2 separate regions of the Homo sapiens genome follow, and region 1 is linked to region 2. Evidence: read pairs that join two places in POLR2A ChIA-PET (ENCODE). Cell type or tissue: HepG2. All regions are shown on one strand. Each heading gives the region's core, and the rest is flanking DNA. Links, peaks and the distances in the headings are about the cores only.

Region 1 (5,390 bases), core at 147-5,146, 96 kb before region 2:
AAAAATGTGTCCCACATTCACACTACATGCTGCAGACCACATTATTTAATAACGGGAGTCTCAGCAGCCGTCTTCAGTAGTGTTCGTTTAATTTTCTATTAAGATTAGCATATTACTTATGGAGGGGTTTTTTTTGGTATTATATTTCATGATGCTTTGACACGTTGAGGCCTTGCTAATCCTGGAGAGACTACCTCTCCCACGGCTAGCTAATTCCTAAAAATAGCAAATAAGAGCCAGGCACGGCAGCTCACACCTGTAATCCTAGTGTGTTGGGAGGCTGAGGCGAGCAGATCGCTTGAGTCCAGGAGTTTGAGACCAGCCTGGGCAACATGGAGAGAGCCCATCTCTACAAAACATAGAAATATTAGCTGGGTGTAGTGGAATGCACCTGTAGTCCAGCTACTCAGCAGGCTGTGGTGGGAGGATCACTTGAGCCCAGAAGGCAGAGGTTGCAATGAGCTGAGATCGCGCCACTGCATTCCAACCTGGGTGACAGCGTGAGACCCTGTTTCAAAAAAGAAAATAAAAAACAAGATAGTAAACAATTTGCCTGTGTATTTGCCTTTCGTATGCAAACCAACCAGTCCAGAAACCATACTTCCAGTCACCCCCTTTATCTAACTCTCACCAAGCCAGTATTTCTTTACCCTAAATCATCTCATGACCAAGTAACAGATGACTAGAGACACCGCTAGAACCCACTGAAGTTACTCAAATTACCCAACCTTAAGCTTGCTCACTGAACTTACCCTATCTTGTCCATTCTTCCCCAGAAAACCACAATACAGGCTTTTCCAGGCTTTTTCCTTGTCTTTCCTGCCTCCCTGAGAGCCCTGGTGCTTACCCATGTGGCCCTGTCTGAGATACCTGTTCCTAGAGATCTGTGCTCCTTCCTTCATGGCATTCACGTCCATGTCTGCATGCATTACTATACCGCACTAAGACAAATCCTGGGTACATTTAAAAACAATTAGCAACCTTGGGGATTAAAATGAAAGCAAATCTTAACAAACCCATATTTCCGATCTTCCCACTAGCCCTCTGAAGTAAATGTAATCGTTCCCATTTTACAAGGAAGAAACTGAGGTTCATAGGCTGTTAAGTGTCTTGTCCTGAGGTATATGGCTGGTAAATGATTCCAACTTATATCTGTTAAACTCCAAGATACAGTCACTTCTATGAAGTGGACTATGACAAGTGGCATTTGGCTTGCTCACAAGGCAATAGATATCATCTCCAAAGAATAGAATGTATGTGCTCCTTAATTAATGCTTCTTTAATTTTCTAGAATGAATACTCTTTTTTTCCCCCTTAGGTGATGACCATCAGCAGAACTTAGTTACAGAGTAACTGATGTGGGAATATACATGATTGTGGGGAAGGAGCACAGGGCTGGGAATCTGGTGGTTTGGGTTGGAGTTCCAGCTTCCCTGCTGACCAATTACATATCCCTGGGCAAACTGTTGTTCTCTTAGGGGCTTCAACTTGCTCTTCTGTAAGCAGAAAGCCTGAATTATGTTGGTGCAAAAGTAATTGCGATTTACTTTTGCACCAACCTTACATTATTTTTGCACCAACTTCACATTATTTTTACAATTTATTATTTGAACGATCCCATTTGAGATAAATTACCAGCACCTCTGAGACCCAAAGTGTTGTAGAGAACGTAAAATTTATGACATGTCTCTCCAATCCATAGAGATTAGTAGTTTTTACATACTGGTTCATTTTTCTGGCATTACTAGGAGGACATTCATTGTAGGTTGCATTCATTTATTCAATAAGCATTTATTGAGGAACTGCTTGGTGCCAGTTAATTGGTGTGAAAAAGACATCATTCTTGCGTATACAAATAATTTCAAATATTTCTGCAAAAGGCTCTAACAAACATTTTTACAAAGTGTGTTTTTGGGTAAAGCACCTAGTGGCTTAAAACCTCAGGTTCTTCATGTCTGAAGTGGGCGTAAGTGCCTATTTCAGAGTGTTGTTGACAACTAAATAAGACAAAGCATATAAAGCAGTTAGTGTATCAGTAAGCACTCCATAATGTTAGCCCTTATTATAGTTTTCAGAAGGAGGAACAGCTGGCTGCCAAGATTAGTTATGGAAAACTTTTGGAAGGAGATGATATTTGATGTACGTCTTTAAAAAAATAAATAGAAATTCAAGGTGAAAAAGAAGGGAGAAAGAACTCCATGCAGGGAGGCCAGCGTGCACAGAGCACTGAGAGGTGGCTGTTTAGAAACCAAAGTGCAGGGATTTGTCCTTTTTGTTCTTTCTCCTTTTCCTTTTGCTTTAGCGCTAGACACAGGGGCTCCCACCTGTAATCCCAACATGATGGTGGGAGGCCAAGGCAGGAGGATCACTTGAGTTTGAGACAAATGTGGGCAGCAAAGCAAGACTCCCATCTCCCAAAAAAAAAAAAAAAAAAAAAAAAAACAAGCTGGGCCTGGTGATGCTCCCAGCTACTCGAGACGCTGAAGCGGGAGGATCCCTGGATCGCTTGAGCCCAGGAGCTCAAGGCTGCTGTGAGCTATGATCGTGCTACTGCACTCCAGCCTGGGAGATGGAGCAAGACCCTATCTCTAAAAAAACAAACAAACAGACAAAAAACTATTTTTTATTGCTTAATATTTTATTAAGATAACATCATAATTGATATATAATATATATTCATTACATGTATTATTTGTATTTAATTTGTCTATTATGTTTAAAGTTGTAGAATAGGTATGTGTAATATTTTATTAATATTTCCCCTTTCCCATCTGCACAACACTTGTCAAATATCCCAAGATAAATGAATTTCTTTAGGATTCCCTGGCCTCTGCAGACAGTGATTTTCTTAATCTCATTTTTTCTCAAGAAGGAAGAAAAGGCAATAATGTGACTCATGTTGTTTGTTCCCTTCCAGGGCTGTATTCTCCAGTCTTGTGGCTGCCTCTAGTACTTGGTTTGGTTGTTAGAGTGAGCATTATTTAGGCATGGTTTGTAATGGTTCCCTGGAGCTATTTGTGGAAGAGCTTATGTAATAAAATACATAATTATGAACTTGTTAAAAGAGACATTATTTACTCATTTGTCCAACATGGCTCCTTTCAGTCTACCTCATAAGTAAATCTATATTTAGTCAGTGTCATATTGATCTGCAACCAGAGTACACTTTAATGCTCCTGCAGAAATACGCCATAAAAAAAATAGCTTGATAAGAAAAATTCACTGCGGGTCTCATCTCATTTGAAAACGGCAGAAGAAGAAAAATTATACTTTCTTTTCCATTGTTTTCCCTTTTTTTAAGACAATACCAGAAAAATGAACTGTAATACACAGTTCTGATAATATCACTGTAGAGAATCTCTTTATAAATGTCATGCATTTTATGAAATTTAGTGTTAGAAAATAAATGACTAAAGATTACATAATTGTTGGATCTGTGTGTGACCTTAAATGAGTGTTCATTGTACCATTTTTTCTGTAAGTTTAATTTTTAATTTTTATTAATTAATTAATTTATTTATTTACTGAGAAGGGGTCCTGCTCTGTCAACCAGGCTGGAATGCAGTGGCACGAACACAGCTCACTACAGCCCCTCAACATCCAGGGCCCAAGCTATCTTCCCACCTCAGCCTCCTGAGTAGCTGGGACCACAGGCACATGCCACCACGCTGGGCTAATTTTTAAATTTTTTTTAGAGATTGGATCTTGCCATGATTCACAGGCTGGTCTCAAACTCCTGGTATCAAGCAATCCTCCCTCCTTAGTCTCACAAAGTGCTGGGATTACAGGCATGAGCAACCATGCCTAGCTGTATGTTTAATTTTTTTTTTTTTTTTTGAGACAGAGTCTCGCTGTGCCACCCAGGCTGGAGTATAGTGGCACAATCTCAGCTCACTGCAGCCTCTGCCTCCCAGGTTCATGCGATTCTCCCGCCTCAGCCTCCCAAGTAGCTGGGATTACAGGTTTCTGCCACCACGCCCAGCTAATTTTTGTATTTTTAGTAGAGACGGGGTTTCACTATGTTAGCCAGGCTGGTTCCAAACTCCTAACCTCAGGTGATCCACCCGCCTCAGCCTCCGAAAGTGCTGGGATTACAGGCATAAGCCACCGTGCCTGGCAAAAGTTTAACATTTTAAATAACTGTTCCTCAGCACTGCCCATAATTTAGGTAAATACTACTTAGAATTAGATAATTTAAGGTAAAGAATATGTCATATATACATGAAATTGTATTAGAACAGGAGGTAAAAATCAGAGTAAATTAGAATTTGTTTAAAACACAGAGTTAAACACTGTGAGAGCAGAAATTATTTTATAACCACCAATAGTACAAAGCTAAGCTTTCATCTTAAAGTTGTATGTTTGCATGTGAAATCATGCAGAGAATTACTTTAGTACTTAAAGAAAATAAAAACATTATGAATAAATGTTTATTTATTTGGTACTTAAAATCTAAATACCTTAGCACAAGTGGAAAAGCTCTAACTACAAATACCAGGGCATAAAACAAATCCTACATTACAGTTTTAAAATGTTTTACAGCTTAATACTGTTTTATTCATTGAGTCAGAAATTTCCGTGTGAGTACGGGAGTTTACACTTGTAAATCAGAAACCGTCGCAGTTAATTTTTTCACTCTATGGAGCAACCACTTTCGTCTGTGTGGGAGTGTTGGTCTACTGTAGCTGAAACAGACAAGACTAGGCCAGTGGAGACATTAAATGTGGCTGAAAATACCACTGATGTTCAACTTTCCTTCCTATCCTGTACTTATATTCAAAACTGTCATTTGGCTCATGGGTTTGGGTTTTTGTTTTGGGGTTTTGTTTTTTGTTTTGTTTTGTTTTCTGCACAGCCTAGAAATATTAGTAATCTTGCTGCTTCTGTGCCCTAAAATAATACTTTAGTTGCCTAAAATAACAAATGAATCTTTTGAGAAGAGCTTATTTATGTAGCAAGATACTGATTAGGGTATTTATTGGATACAATAACTAAGATTAAGTGCCTGAAGATTTATGTATCAGGAACTTTTCAACTTTGACTCCATCCAAAAATACTATGTCAGTATAAGAACGTAAAGAAAAATGCATTTACCTTTTGTCTCATAGCATAGAAAGCAAAGGTTATTTTTGTCAATTATGAGTAATAAAAAATAAGTTTATTTAAGGTATATATTTACATTTGGAGTGAGAGGATGATAAGAGGAGTCATTTGAAGGGAGTAAGTTAGCTAGAAAAAAACTCAGTGTGCTACTGATAGCACCTGTGCATGGACAGAGGAATTAGTATCATTACCAATTTACAGACAAGGCAATTAAATGAGAGAAGGCTTACGTGGTCTGTCCAAAGTTAAAGAGTTAGTAACTTGTGGAACCAGTATTCATCTTAAGC
Region 2 (5,390 bases), core at 117-5,116:
TTTTTTCAGGATAACAGATTGCTTGCTTCTTAGTCTGCTCAGGCTGCTATAACACAATGCCATGAACTGGGTGGCTTATGAAAAACAGAAATTTATTTGTCACATTTCTGGAGGCTGGGAAGTCTAAGATCAAGGCTTTAGCAGATTTGATGTCTGGTGAGGACCTGCATGGTGTTTTATAGATGATGGCACCTTCCCACTGTGTCCTCACATGAGACAAGGGTGCTGTCCGGATCATTTGTTGTTGTTTTTTTAATAAGGGCACTAATCCTATTCTTGAGGGTAGAGCCTAATCACCTCCCAAAGGACCTACCTCCTAATTCCATCACATCTGTGATTAGATTTCAACTTATGAATTCTTGGAGGACACAAATATTCAGACACATGTATTAAACATCAAATTATTAATTTTTACTTTGTAAGTCATCTAAGTTATATGATGGATATATGTTAAGGTATATTCTCAGTATAAGACTAATACAAAAGTTTTTTTATCATTTCTAAGCAAAAACAACGGCAAAGTACTCCTTTGTAAACCATTCTCATTAGGTTTTGTAAAATTCTGAAAAATAGCTCTTGATCCCTAGGCTGGGAACTTCTGTAATGGAGGGGTCCTTGCGCCCAGAGCTCCCAAGATGGCCACGGGTGGCTTCCAAGATGGCGACAAGCCTCTTGATCTCTGACCTGGGGTTCTTGGCCTCACAGATTCCAAGGAATGGAATCTTGGGCCATGGGGTGAGTGTTACAGCTCTATTAGAAGCCGTGGGTCACGGAAGAGAACCGTGGAATCCAGCGACTAGTGCTTAGCTGAATTAGGACAAACCGAGGCACTTAGCCGTGCAGGAACAATGGCAAGCCTTTAGCCCCATCTGGAGCGGCAAGGGGCACCTCGCTGGATCAGGAGCACAGTGGACACCCGCGGGATCCGGAGGGGTGGGAGTCAGCAGTGGGTCTGCAACGGCAGCAAACAGCAGTGGTGGATGGTGAGCGAAAGCTCAGCTCCAGCCGTAACAAACACAGACCAGAAGAGTGTGCAGTTGCAAGATTTAATAGAGTGAAAACAGAGCTGCCATACAATGGGAGGGGACCCAAAGAGGGTAGCCCTTGCTGGCTGGAATGCCTGGGTTTATATCCCGATCATTGTCCCTCCCCCTGTGCTCTTAGGCGATAGATGATTGGCTATTTCTTTACCTCCTGTTTTGCCTAATTAGCATTTTAAGCTCTCTTTACTACCTGATCGGGTGTGAGCTAAGTTGCAAGCCTCGTGTTTAAAGGTGGATCCGGTCACCTTCCCAGCTAGGCTTCAGGATTCTTAATCGGCCTAGGAAATCCAGCTAGTCCTGTCTCTCACTTCCACACTAAAGGGTTTCTTTTATGGCACTTCTGTTTTTCTAAGGGTATGATAGGATCTCTGTTTAGGGGCTTTCAAGATGTGAGGTTGTTGTGACAGATTGTTATGTAGGTCTCCACCTGATTATGTGGCCAGGTGTTGTTTCCAAAGTAATTAGAAGTCAGTGTTTTCCTCAGTTTTGGTCACAGACCCAGTGATTTCTGCATGGAAGCTATCTTCAACATCCAAACCTGACCTAAATAACAGAAAGCTACTAGGCTATATTGACTAACCTATGTTCTGTAATAATTAACTCCCTCCAAAAAAAAAAAAAAAAAAAATTCCAGCAAACGTGAGGTTTTTCCATTATGATGAAATATCTCCCTAGAACACTAATATTCTTTCAGGGCATTCGTGTTTCTTTGATTTAACTTAACCCAGTGAGCCACATTTTTCCCAAAGGGTGAATTAAAAAGTCCATTAACTCTTTCAGTACATGGCTTCATGAAATCTCAGCAAGGCCGTTAGTATTGTTTCGCCTTAGGCTTTACATTTTTTAAAAGTCAGCTGTCACTTTCAAAGCAATCCAGAATAGCACACTCAACAGATCCCTGGAGCTTTGGAAATGTTAATGCCCTCCATCAGCAGCGACCTTGCCAGAGGGAAGTGATTTAGGCACTACGGAGAAAAGGGCCCACTATCTTTATCACATCGGTTTACACCATCAGCTTCAGAAATTGTGTGAGAGAAGAATAATCAATAGTGTGTTAAGACCAATCTCGAGGAATGCCAAGACAAAGTACCGCCGCTCTGCAAAATGCTGAGTTGAAGGAGAACTTTTGAATACAACAAAAGAAAAATTAGCTGTAGTGGTAAAACAAAATGAATTGTGTCTCAAGACGGAATTTGTCATTGTGAATGGCACTCAGGAGCTCTCTGCGTACTTCAGTGGAATCACATCATATGCGTGATGAAAAATGGTTGTTTTAGAGTTAGACAACACAGAATGAAATAACAAAACTGGAACGAATGCGTTGCAAGTATACTACATGCAAGTTAAGGATCAGCCCATGTAAATAACCCCAAAAAGTTTACTGAAGGAAAAATATCTAGAAAAATCATCTGCTATGGAGAAATGGAAGAAATAGAATAAAGTTAAACTTCATCAAAGTTTCCTGAAAATGTTACTGCATTTCCTGTAGTTCTAGTAAAGGTATTATCTCTCGATAACCAGCACAGAGTGTAAAGCTTCTAAAAACAGCAAAGGAAGTGTCTCCACACCACCCTGAGTGAAATCACTGTGGAAAAGAACTGGCAGCTCAGTCTCTAAGATCATTACAATACAATGTTTGATTTCCCATAGCAATCTTAATTGTGACATGAACAGCTGTCAACAACAAAATTAGAGGAAGCTGTTATTATATGGATTTCATCCACATTTGCTTGTCCTATTTCTATACCACTGCTCAAGAGAGTGTTTTTAAAGAATTCTTCCAGTAGAGATTTTCATTACTCAAAGGGGAGTTACTGAAATTATTTGGCTTTATGTGCTATACAATGAAATAATTTGTCATGATAACAGGAATCCCAAACGGATGTTTATAGAATGCCAAATTCAAGTATGTAAAAGTGAGATACAATTCATTTAATCCTGAAATCATCCTGTGGAGTAACTATTGCAATCCCTATTTTTAGTACAGTTGATTCTCTTTATTGTAGTTATGTTCTATAAAGTCACTGCAAACATTGACTTAGCAAATACTGAACCGTTGCAGCAATGAGAAATACAAGGTTAGGCTCCTGCAAGCCACTGGGCACAACAGTTTCATCAACCAATCAATATGTAGCCTTGTGTTATGTGTGTTTCTGTGAAAAGACACCTTATTTAATATATATTGTTGATTCATTAACATTGAACTCATAGCACTATAACTCAGGCTTGAAGTTTGTCTAACATACATATTTTTGCTATAAGACACATTACACATCTTGTGGTTAGGAAAGCTTGACAGTACTTCAGCCCGATGCTTGGGGACCATTTTAAACATTGAAATCAACAAGAAAAAGCACAAAAATGTGAAAAACATTGTACTACATAGACCACAAAGAGAACACTTGTTTACAGTCTGAGAGCTGAAATAAGGAGAGTGTCTTCTCCAACCTCAGCTGGGAACATGACTCAGATTTTTTGGCACTGTGTCTCTATGTCCATGAGAGTGCTGTGAGTATTAATTCTGGGGTTACAAATAAATTTTAATGAGTAAGCAAATTTGCAAATATGTATCTACCAATAATAAGATTGACTGTGTATGCTGAAACTATGAGTCAGGGATTATAGTTGGTCACTGTGTATCTGTCTGGGTAATTCTTTCTGTTATATTAGTGGTTATACTTGTTTACATTTCAAAATTAGAGTTTATTGGAGGTAAAAGTTTCATAAGAAATGTGGACACCATTGCATTGCACATTTCTGCTTCATGAATTTAGGAGAAAACTCATTGTATAGCTGTTTTTACTTTTCAATGGTTCTTCCAGGTCTTTCAGGGATGTGGTCAGCCCAAACCTGCTCCAGCCCTCAGATCTGCCCGCTCAGCTCCTGAAAATTTTAATACACGTTTCAGGCCCTACAATCCTGAGGAAAGACCAACAACTGCTGCAGGCACAAGCTTGGACCGGCTGGTGAGTATTCACAGATTGATAACCATGGCGGATGCTTTGTTTTACCAAGGTCATTCTTTGAAACTCCCAGGAGATTCTGGAAAAGTTTGTTATAAGAGTCATCTCATGCTTATATCTGCCTCTGTTCTTAATTAGAATATTGAAAAGTAATGGGATCTTTCTTTTGGGTCATGTATTGGATTATTTAAGAAATCTATTAATCCATTAAGAAACTATTAATGCATGTATGCAGTGACCACATTTTCAACTTCTTATTTCTCATGAAATATTAATTTGAAAACTAAGTTGCCAGTTCTTCCAGAGATATAATTGCAATAGCACATTTCTTACTCATCTGCTTCAGTTCTTTTCTGAAAATGGTTATGTATTCAATTATGATATAATGCAAGTTTATTATGACTTCTTATTTGCAAAGTTTTCTGTTTGAAAGACCTTGCCCGGAAACCCCAAATCAATGTTACTATCATTTTTTTTTCTTTTTTATGTGTCTTTAAAAAGTTGGAATCCTTAGAATTAGTCACTCTTTGAGCTGTTTAGATGTGTGTCAGGGGACTTAGTGATATCCATCATCAAAGCAGTTTATAATACTCGGAAAATACAACCATAAACATAGTAAATACAATTTTTAAATGTGTTTTAAAGACCAAATTTTGCCATTTAAAAAAGCTCATAATTTCAAAGAAATACTGCCTGATTATTTTTAATTCAATTTCTTCCATTTGTAGTACTGTAAACACTTTATATACCTACAATTGTTAGTGCTATTAATGTTGCTTTGCCAATTATCTTGATGTAAAATTAACAGATAAAATCCTTAATGTCATAAAGCACTTGAACCACATCTGACTGTGTCATATAAACTTAGATCTCAAAGACTGCCAGTTATGAAAATACTTTTATTAGTCACTGTTATAAATTGCTTTATGATTTTAGTTAATATCCTTCTATAGTGTAGAACTCATAAGATTATATTGGTTGAATTTGGCCTCAAAGTAAGTACATCTCAGCATTTCTGTCTATAAAAATCAAATGTGCTTACAACCTAAAGGCCTATCCATGAAGTATCAAAATAAAGGGGTAACTAACTGTTACATTTTGTTATAAATTTATTGCCATTTATTAGCAAATAAAACCTTCTCTCTAGTGTAGATATTTGTAGTTGCTGCAACCTTCTACTTTACCTGGCTTATATCTATTCTTTTTTTTTTCCCTTGAGACGGGGCTTCACTCTGCCCCAGGCTGGAGTGCAGTGTCATGATCATGGCTCACTGCAAACTTGACCTGCTGGGCTCAAGTGATCCTCCTACCTTAGCTTACTGAGTAGCTGAGACCACAGGCATACACCACCATGCCCAGCTTTTTATTTTTTTGTAGAGGCGTG

Evidence for each region. Peaks named below come from ENCODE experiments on the same cell type or tissue, not always from the same donor. Only the 100,000 strongest peaks of a DNase experiment are listed, where the experiment ranks them.
Region 1: POLR2A ChIA-PET joins it to region 2 with 6 read pairs; 3 of 35 experiments call an interaction of 5 or more read pairs at or near these places.

The regions. Positions count from the first base shown.
Region 1 is chr13:94,206,338-94,211,727 of GRCh38, forward strand. The region is part of intron 4 of GPC6 (glypican 6); the gene reads left to right. Among named protein-coding and RNA genes, the nearest start is that of GPC6-AS1, 21 kb to the left of the region's middle. In HepG2, for the core only: no CTCF peak of the experiment used is centred there; no DNase peak of the experiment used is centred there.
Region 2 is chr13:94,302,115-94,307,504 of GRCh38, forward strand. It overlaps GPC6 (glypican 6), which reads left to right. Exons shown (of 9, transcript NM_005708.5): 6 at 3,866-4,009. Among named protein-coding and RNA genes, the nearest start is that of GPC6-AS1, 120 kb to the left of the region's middle. In HepG2, for the core only: no CTCF peak of the experiment used is centred there; DNase peaks (open chromatin) are centred at 1,647 and 3,107.